Regions from separate parts of the Homo sapiens genome. Here region 2 is linked to region 1. The links are chromatin contacts, found by Hi-C or POLR2A ChIA-PET in ENCODE. All regions are on one chromosome and are shown on one strand. Each heading gives the region's core, a stretch centred on a gene start or an enhancer-like site at or near the end of the contact. The rest is flanking DNA. Distances are from core to core; before and after follow the strand shown. Region 1 holds the start of GNL2 (G protein nucleolar 2). Region 2 overlaps INPP5B (inositol polyphosphate-5-phosphatase B).

Evidence for each region. Hi-C counts contacts between places; a loop is a spot of excess contacts on that map. ChIA-PET counts read pairs that join two places held with the same protein, here RNA polymerase II (POLR2A). Pooled maps may share reads with other maps.
Region 2: a pooled map shows a loop between it and region 1 (4-fold over the local background). The contact joins the enhancer-like site here to the promoter of GNL2 in region 1. A Hi-C loop is called at or near these places in 10 of 50 pooled maps. POLR2A ChIA-PET finds 5 or more read pairs at or near these places in 2 of 52 experiments (B cell and RWPE1).

What each region holds. Positions count from the first base shown.
Region 1 is chr1:37,593,009-37,597,195 of GRCh38, forward strand. It overlaps GNL2 (G protein nucleolar 2), which reads right to left and starts at 2,929. Exons shown (of 16, transcript NM_013285.3): 1 at 2,751-2,929; 2 at 754-838. The coding sequence starts at 2,814. RefSeq lists enhancers at 2,428-2,487, 2,658-2,847.
Region 2 is chr1:37,921,326-37,925,938 of GRCh38, forward strand. All of the region lies in intron 7 of INPP5B (inositol polyphosphate-5-phosphatase B), which reads right to left. Among named protein-coding and RNA genes, the nearest start is that of INPP5B, 23 kb to the right of the region's middle. Within about 2 kb of position 1,631, at least 6 of the 41 ENCODE cell types and tissues checked have a DNase peak (open chromatin) inside an H3K27ac peak, as active enhancers do; they include B cell, where a contact is called at or near this core.

The sequences.
Region 1 (4,187 bases), core at 1,679-4,178:
GTAATGATTTCTGCTAGATGAATAACAACTAATGGTGACGTTCTAAAAAATCTGGTTACTGTTTACTTTAAAAAAAAAACACATACATACTTGAGTTTTTTGGGTAATTATTCAAAGGCTGGTTTAAATGAATTTTTCACGTAGAGGGTGATTTACGCCGGAATTCCAAATTCTAAAACAAACTGCAAAGTAGATGACTACACATATTAAGTTCTTTGACATTTGTATTTTAGTCACATCTTTTAGGACAGACGGAGATGGAGAATCTAATTACCAAACAAATTAAGACCAGTTAGCGGAATGCCACACTCAGCAAATCCCTGTGGTAGAGGCTACCTCAGCAGAACTCGGAGTTTTGATGACTGTCCAAGTGCCACAATGTCATGATCTACATTTTGGCATTAAAAAACACATTTTCTGGTGGCTTTCCTAACTACAGTCCTGTAGGTTTTGTTATATCTGGCCATATTTAACTCTGAGATTTAATGCGCCATTTGTGGAGGTCAGGGCTGTGAGAAACAAGACCTCTACTTTTGAGTATTGTGAAACCATCACTATTTCACCGCCAGCTACCCATGTCCTTAACCAAAAGTTAACACTTTATCCTAACGACACTCACGTACAATTATATTTGAGAATATATAACTCCTATTTGGAGGAAGTGGGGGTGAGAACAGCAAAGGCTTCATCAGTCTCAGCTAGCAGTCAAGGGCATGAAGGAAAAGAGAAAGGATGACAGCACCCAGTGCTCACCTGCGCTCCTTTTGCCTATACATATTCAGGCGCCGGATGGTGGCCCGGTCCCTCATGTTTTGGCCTCCTGCTCCCTGCACTCGATCTACAAAAGGCAGAAGTACACAGTGCACTATTTGATAACCAACCAGTATAACCAACAAGTCATTGCTTAAAATGCAACAAGTAGTTCACCCAAATTAGGTAAGAAGCCACCAACCACAAAAATCTCTACTTTCTCCATATGTTGCTCCAATAATTAGTACTTGAAGCTACATGGTATGACAAAGCTGACCCAATCTTTGATCTTCGATAGGATTGTATTTGAGAAGAATAGCTAATATTTTTGAGCACTTATGATGGCACTGTGTTATCCAAATTATAGGCATCATCTGATTTAATCTATACAATAATCCTATAGATATATTATCCCCATGCTGCGGAGTGAGAAACTGAGGCACAGTGGTCAGACACCTTGCCCAAGGTCAAACCGTTACTAAATGGCAGAGCCAGAATTTGTACATGAGCATTTGATCACCATCTATGGTCTTAACCACGAAGATACCTACCTCTGTGTCTCAGTTTAACAAATATTGAGTGCCTGCTCCATGCAAGGCACCATGGAGACTATAATTTTGATATATGTGTTCTTACTTTCTTAATGTTTGATTTTTGTTTAATCAACACAGCAATTCTTGCCTTACATCTCAAAGAGAAAGAGAAGGACAAACGAATAGGGTAATACTAGCCTAGCTTCTCATTTTGGGAGCCCTTTATTTACCTATTTATTCATTTATTCATTATTATTATCTTTTTTTTGAGACAGAGTCGTGCTCTGTCACCCAGGCTGGAGTGCAGTGTCGCGATCTCAGCTCACTACAACCTCCACCTCCCCGGTTCATGCAATTCTTCCACCTCAGCCTCCCGAGTAGCTGGGATTACGGGCATCCGCCATCATGCCCGGCTAATCTTTGTATTTTTGTAGAGAGGGGGTTTCATCATGTTGGTCAGGCTGGTCTTGAACTCCTGACCTCGGGTGATCCGACCGCCTCGGCCTCCCAAAGTGCTGGGATTACAGGCGTGAGCCACCACACCTGGCCAGGAGCCCCTTAAATCACCTGTCTGGTCCTGAAGTGATACAGTAGAAGACAGGCTGAAACCACAGCCCATTGGCTCTCCTAACAGTCTCTAACAGTAGAAACTGGCGGCTCTACTACTACTCACTAACTGTTGCAATTATGACAGGCCACTTCCTGTATTTTGATTCAGTCTCTTCACCTGTAAAATCATAATCTCTAAGGGCCTTTTGGGGTCTAACATTCTGAGATTCCAGTTTGTGCAAAGTGAATAATTTATTATCAATCCGGAATAAACATTCAACTTGCATTAAAATTGTCAAAAATTCTAAACCATATTTTAAAACAAAGTTTTATTAATTAAACCTGAATGGAAGGAACTCTCCCATAGGATGTCTTGTTAATCGTACAGGTGGAACCTCGCCAAAACTTACACACATCTCCTAAACAGCCTTACTGCAATGATCATACTGACTTCTTTGTAGGGTTCTCTAAGCACTTTACCAGATAGAATAATTCCAAGGGCCAAAACTATAAGCCCTTTCTCATTTTAAAGGTCAAAGCTAAGGTGGCAGGCAAGTATGATCACGTGTAAAAGGCCCGAAGGGTCAACCTACACCATTTTTAATCTGACTTTCTCTGCATCTCTCAACTGGAGAGGACCCAAGGCTGTCAGCCTGAGTGTTCACTTTCCTTGACTTCAGACCAGTTGACTACACTTTGGCCTGCCAGGCGTGCACTGAGCCCTCCTCAGTTCCCCCCTGAGAAGAAACCACCACAAATATTGCTTTCCTTTTTCCCTTTTCATCCCCAACAGCCACCCCGCTCGTAGTCATTCTAAGCAATGCCACTCGAGTAACCCTCCTTCCCCTCCAGTGCTCCTCGGAGCCCTTCCCTATACTTCCTCCAAGCTCCACCCTCGATCAGCCCTGCCGCCTGTACCTGGGTTTGTGCTGGCCTTGGACGGGTTGATGGTGCTCCGTCCTTTGTACTTGGGCTTCACCATCTTGGCGACGAGACCGGGACCGGAGTGCGAGGTCCGGCTTACGTGGTGAAACAAACTTTTATGTTCCCAAGCCCGGCCGAAGACACCCGCCTGAACCACGCCGGACCACGTGTGCACGACGTACGTCACTTCCGCTCGCGTCCCTCTCGGCCTCAGAGCGACTTCCTGTGAACGCGCGGCGCGCGCCGTCACCCTCCTGGCTCCGCCCCCGCTCCAGCCGCCTAGGCGTCGCCCTGCGTGGAGCCCCAGCCCGCTCCAGCCCTAGCAACCGCCAAGCTGCCCGTTCATAGCAACCGCCTAGTTAACCTGAACGCGCGGCCAGAGCTCCCAGTTGGGTCCACCTCCGAATAAAGAAGCTTCTTCCCAGGCCAGTGGCACAAGCTTAAGTTTGTCTTCTGAATTTGTCTTCTAAGTCCTTCCAAAAGTTGCCGACCACACAGCAGCCAAATATCCGTTAGGAGGTGTCATTCTCTTCCTTACAACTCCAGTGGCTTATCATCACTCTTAGAATGAGAGGTAGGGGAAGGGAGAAGGGAGAAACAGACAGAGACAGAGATTGATTCAAACTTTTTGCCATCCCTACAGGATTCTGTGATCTGGCCCCTGCCTGCCTATTTATCTAATCTCATGTGTACGTCCCTCCCTCTGGTTATTCTGACATTTACACTGGATATTCTCTCTGCCTGAATCACTCTTTCCCAGAATCTTTGCATAGCTGTCATTCAATCCTAAGCTCAAATATCACCTATTGGTAGGCCTGCAAGAATTAGCAAATAGAAATACAGGACACCAAATTAAATTAGAATTTCAGAGAAAAAAAATGAATACTTTTCTTTAGTACACCTCCAACAGTGCCTGGAAAATACTTAGACTAAAAAAGTATTCATCGTTTGCCTGAAATTCAAATGTAACTGTACGTTCTGTATTTTATCTGGTGACCCTTCCTGCTGTGAGAACTCATTCCTGTCTAATTTGTCTAAATCAGCCACCTTTCACCCTTTCACAGTTATTCTGTTACAGTATTCTGTTTTATTTATTTCATGGCATTTATCACTAGTTGAATTTTTTTTACAAGTTTATTGGCTGCTTCCCCCAAACTAGAATGTAAGATTCTTAAAAGCAGGGACCTTGTTAATTTGTTCACTGCTGTGTCTTTAAGACTTGAATAGCATCTGAAACAAAGGACTCAAAAAATATTCATTAAGTGAAAGAATGAGTAGATGGGAATGTCTCTTGCCTTGAGGATGAAGGAAGGCATTAAGACCCAGTGATTTCTGTTTCTACTAGCCAGAATAAAGTGTCTAGATGCCAGTGTTTGAACCAAGAAGCCCTCTCTCTTTTTACAATTTATTTTTTGTTTGTTTGTTTTTGTT
Region 2 (4,613 bases), core at 381-2,880, 330 kb after region 1:
GTACACAGGGCAGGTAACTCTTGAGTGACATTCATAACACAGGGCACCTGGCATTGAAAAGAATGGAAAAAATCCATTTTTTCCAGTTCAGCTTTGCCACCATCCCAAATTGTTTTGTTACTTTCTTCAAAGTTAAATAACCATGTTTAGTTTTCTTTTTTCATTTCTTTTACATTTCTCAAATATCTCACAGCTTTAAAAAGAAGTGCCATAGATTCTATCATTTAAAATGAACACAGGGCCAGGCGCAGTGCCTCACGCCTATTATCTCCACACTTTGGGAGGCTGAGGTGGGAGGATCACCTGAGGTCAGGAGTTCGAGACCAGTCTGGCCAACGTGGTGAAACCCTGTCTCTACTAAAAATACAAAAATTTTTTAAAAATAATAATGAATAAAATAAAGACCAGGCGTGGTGGCTCACGCCTGTAATCCTAGCACTTTGGGAAGCCAAGGCAGGTGGATCACCTGAGGTCAGGAGTTCGAGACTAGCCAGGCCAACATAGCAAAACTCCGTCTCTACTAATACAAAACTTAGCCAGGCGTGGTGGCGGGCACCTGTAACGGGCTTGCTGGCGAGCGCCTGTAATCCCAGCTACTCAGGAGGTTGAGGCAGGAGAACTGCTTGAACCCAGGAGGTGGAAGCTGCAATGAGCCGAGATCATGCCACTGCACTCCAGCCTGGGCAACAGAGCAAGACTGTCTCAAAAAACTAAAAATAAATAAAAATGAGCTGGGTGTGGTGGCAGACACCTGTAGTCCTGGCTACGTAGGAGGCTGAGGCAGGAGAACCACTTGAACATGGGAGGTGAAGGTTGCAGTGAGTTGAGATCATGCCACTGCACTTTAGCCTAGGTGACAGAGCTAGAATCTGTCTCAAAAAAATGAAAATAAAAATAATAAAAATAAATAAAAGTTAGCCAGACATGGTGGCACATGTCTGTAGTCCCAGCTACTTGGGAGGCTGAGACAGGAGAACTGCTTGAACCTGGGAGGTGGATGTTAAGGTGAGTCGAGATCATGTCACTGCACTCCAGCCTGGGTGACAGAGTGAACTCCGTCTCAAAAAATGAAATAAGCTGGGCTCCGTTTCAAAAAATGAAATAAGCCAGGCGCGGTGGCTCACACCTGTAATCCCAGCACTTTGGGAGGCCGAGGTCAGGAGATTGAGACCATTCTGGCTAACACGGTGAAACCCCATCTCTACTAAAAAATACAAAAAACTAGCCGGGCATGGTGGCAGGCGCCTGTAGTCCCAGCTACTTGGGAGGCTGAGGCAGAAGAATGGCATGAACCCAGGAGGCGGAGCTTGCAGTGAGCCAAGATCGCACCACTGCAGTCCAGCCTGGGTGACACAGCGAGACTCCGTCTCAAAAAAATAAATAAAATAAAATAAAATAAAATGAACACAGACATCTCTAAAAACACATCTCATGCCAAGCAAACCTGTAAGTTCTAGACTGGAAATCCAATTTGCACCCTGTGCAAATCCAATTTAGGCTGGCAAGGACTAAATATGACCAGTTTAGCTTTCAAGGAGGAAGACTACAGTGCAATTACTTTACGGCAACAGGTTGGTTAGTGGTGATAGGCCCCTGGAGAGATGACTTGAATTTTTCCTTCTCAGGCTTCCCTTCAGTGGGCCTTCTGTGAACTGTCTGTGGTCTGGTGATAAAGCTAAAAGAGAAGTGGGCAAGAGCAAACCAGGAAGCGGGGAGGGCAACACAGAGATGCAGAGCATGCTCAAAGAGGAAGGGGGCAGGAGTTGTTGAGGCCACAAAGCACCTTGGGCTAGAAATTGTATGGGTCTCTACAATTCAACCAGAGACAGACATTTTTTGAGCACCTACTGATGTACAAGGCATTCGGCTGTCATTTGGGAAGGAGAGAGAATGCAAAATGCTAAAAGCAGCAAGTTCAAGCTTACAAAAATGTAGCTGAATGAGAAGTCAACAAATAGGTGAAAAAGTACAGGGCTTTATCCAGAAATAATAAGCAGTCAAGTTTGAAGTAAAAGGAAATGAAGATAAGTTGTAGCAGATAAGACCAGACAGAGAAGCAGGCTGAGGTCAGGCAGTGCAGGACTTGACCACTATACTAAGGAATTTGAGCTTTATTCTATAGGCAACAGGGAGTGGTACAATATTGAAGTTCACATACAAAATAGTAGAATACGATCAAAGTTATGTTCTAAGGAGATCCCTAAAGGAGAGGGAAACTTGAGGTTGGGAAGACTTACAAGAAGACTACTGCAACAGTTCAGCTAAGAGGATACCAACATGAATAAGGGGGATTTTGAAATGTGGGTAGATAGGAGAGGCACTGCAGAAAAAAAAAAATGAACAGAATTTGCTTATTAGACATGAGAGCAGAGGGAAGAGTCAAGGATACCCTGAGGTTGTTAGTGACTGCATTCAGAAATATGAAAATGGAGGGAGGAAAGGAGTAAGTGCAGTTCTTTTTTTTTTTTGAGATGGAGTCTCGCTGTGTCGCCCAGGCTGGAGTGCAGTGGCGTGATCTCTGCTCACTGCAACCTCTGCCTCCAGGGTTCAAGTGATTCTTCTGTCTCAGCTTCCCAAGTGGCACGCAGATTACAGACGCAAGCCACCACACCTGGCTAATTTTTGTATTTTTAGTAAAGACAGGTTTTCACCATGTTGGCCAGGCTGGTCTCAAACTCCTGACCTCAGGTGATCCACCTGCCTCAGCCTCCCAAAGTGCTGAGATTACAGGCCTGAGCCACTGTGCCCAGCCAATGCAGTTCTTATCAGGAAGAAATCCCCCTAGGATAGACCCTGAAGACAGCAGCCAGGTTCTCAGTTCTCAGAGGTGAGCATTTACCATTTCTTTTTCTTTTTTTTTTTTGAGACAGAGTCTCGCTCTTGCCCAGGCTGGAGTGCAGTGGCGTGATCTCGGCTCACTGCAACCTCCACCTCTGGGGTTCAAGCGATTCTCGTACCTCAGCCTCTTGACTAGCTGGGACTACAGGCATGTGCCACCCTGCCGGGCTAATTTTTGTATTTTTAGTAGAAACAGGGTTTCGCCATGTTGACCAGGCTGATCTCAAACTCCTGGCCTCAAGTGACCCGCCCACCTCAGCCTCCCAAAGTGCTGGGATTACAGGCATGAGCCACCGCTGCTGGCCAGCATTTCCCATTTCTAATTGTATTTCCCAAATGAAAGCACGTCTAAATAATTAGCATTGCTTAAGTCCTGTGTGACTTTCCAGGAGGCAAACATTCACTCCCATTTTAAAGACATAAGAGGAAAGTTGAGACACACGTTTAATATCGTACAAAGAGGTCAAGCGCGGTGGCTCATGCCTGTAATCCCAGCACTTTGGGAGGCAGAGGCGGGAAGATCACTTGAGGTCAGGAGTTTGAGACCGGCCTGGGCAACACAGGGAGATCTCGTCTCTAAAAACAAAAAGAGGCTGCGCATGGTGGCTCACACCTGTAATGCCAGCACTTTGGGAGGCCAAGGCAGGCTGAATCACTTGAGGTCAGGAGTTCAAGACCAGCCTGGCCAACATGGTGAAACCCTGTCTCTACTAAAAATATAAAAATTAGTCCAGGCATGATGGCTCACGCCTATAATCCCAGCACTTTGGGAGGCCAAGGTGGGCAGATCACCTGAAATCAGGAGTTCAAGATCAGCCTGGCCAACATGTTGAAACCCCGTCTTTACTGAAAATACAAAGAGTAGCCAGACATGTTAGCACATGCCTGTAATCTCAGCTACTTGGGAGGCTGAGGCAGGAGAACTGCTTAAACCCAGGAGGTGGAGGCTGCAGTGAGCAGAGATCACACCACTGCACTCCAGCCTGGGTGACAGAGTGAGACTCCGTCTCAAAAAAATAAAATAAAATAAAAATAAAAATAAATAAAAACAAAAAGAGAAAGTAATAGTGCACCAAGGAACCATGAAGAAAAGAAAAAGAAAAATGTCCAGGCCTCTTGACATCCACTTTGTTTAAATTCTCATCATTGGCATTCCAAGAAAGAAAGTCTCTTCTCATTCATATTTGCTAGCTTCAGTTCATGTATGGATCACCAATAACAAAACTGTTAGAGCGTAATTTATTTTATATATTTATCTATTTAAATTTAGAGATATCACTATGTTGCCCAGGCTGGTCTGGAACTCCTCAAGCAAGACTCCTGCCTCAGCCTCCGAGTAGCTGGGACTACAGGTGCGCACCACTGTGCCGGGCTAACAGTATATTTTAAGTAGCAAAGAAAAACATGCAAGTCAGCTAGCATCTATCCTCCAACAGTACAGTATCTTTCCTCTAATAAATATATTGATGCCTCCCTCTTCCTGAACTGTCCCTCCCTGAGGATTTTTCTGTTCAAAGCTCCACTTCTAACTGAGTGTTTGTGGGTCACCTCACTTGCTCTCAACAATAACTGCAGAATTCCAAAACAAACTGTTTTCAGAAGAAAAAAAGAATCTTTAGGGGGTTCTCTTGTACTAGAAACATAAAACTGGATTAAATGGCCCAAAGAAGGAAAATGGAGAGGGGAACAACAAAAGGAAGAAGAAAAACGAATACAGTTCTCTTTTGTTTAAGGAAACAAAGTGACTTAAAATAAGTTACTTAGGAGCCTGCAGA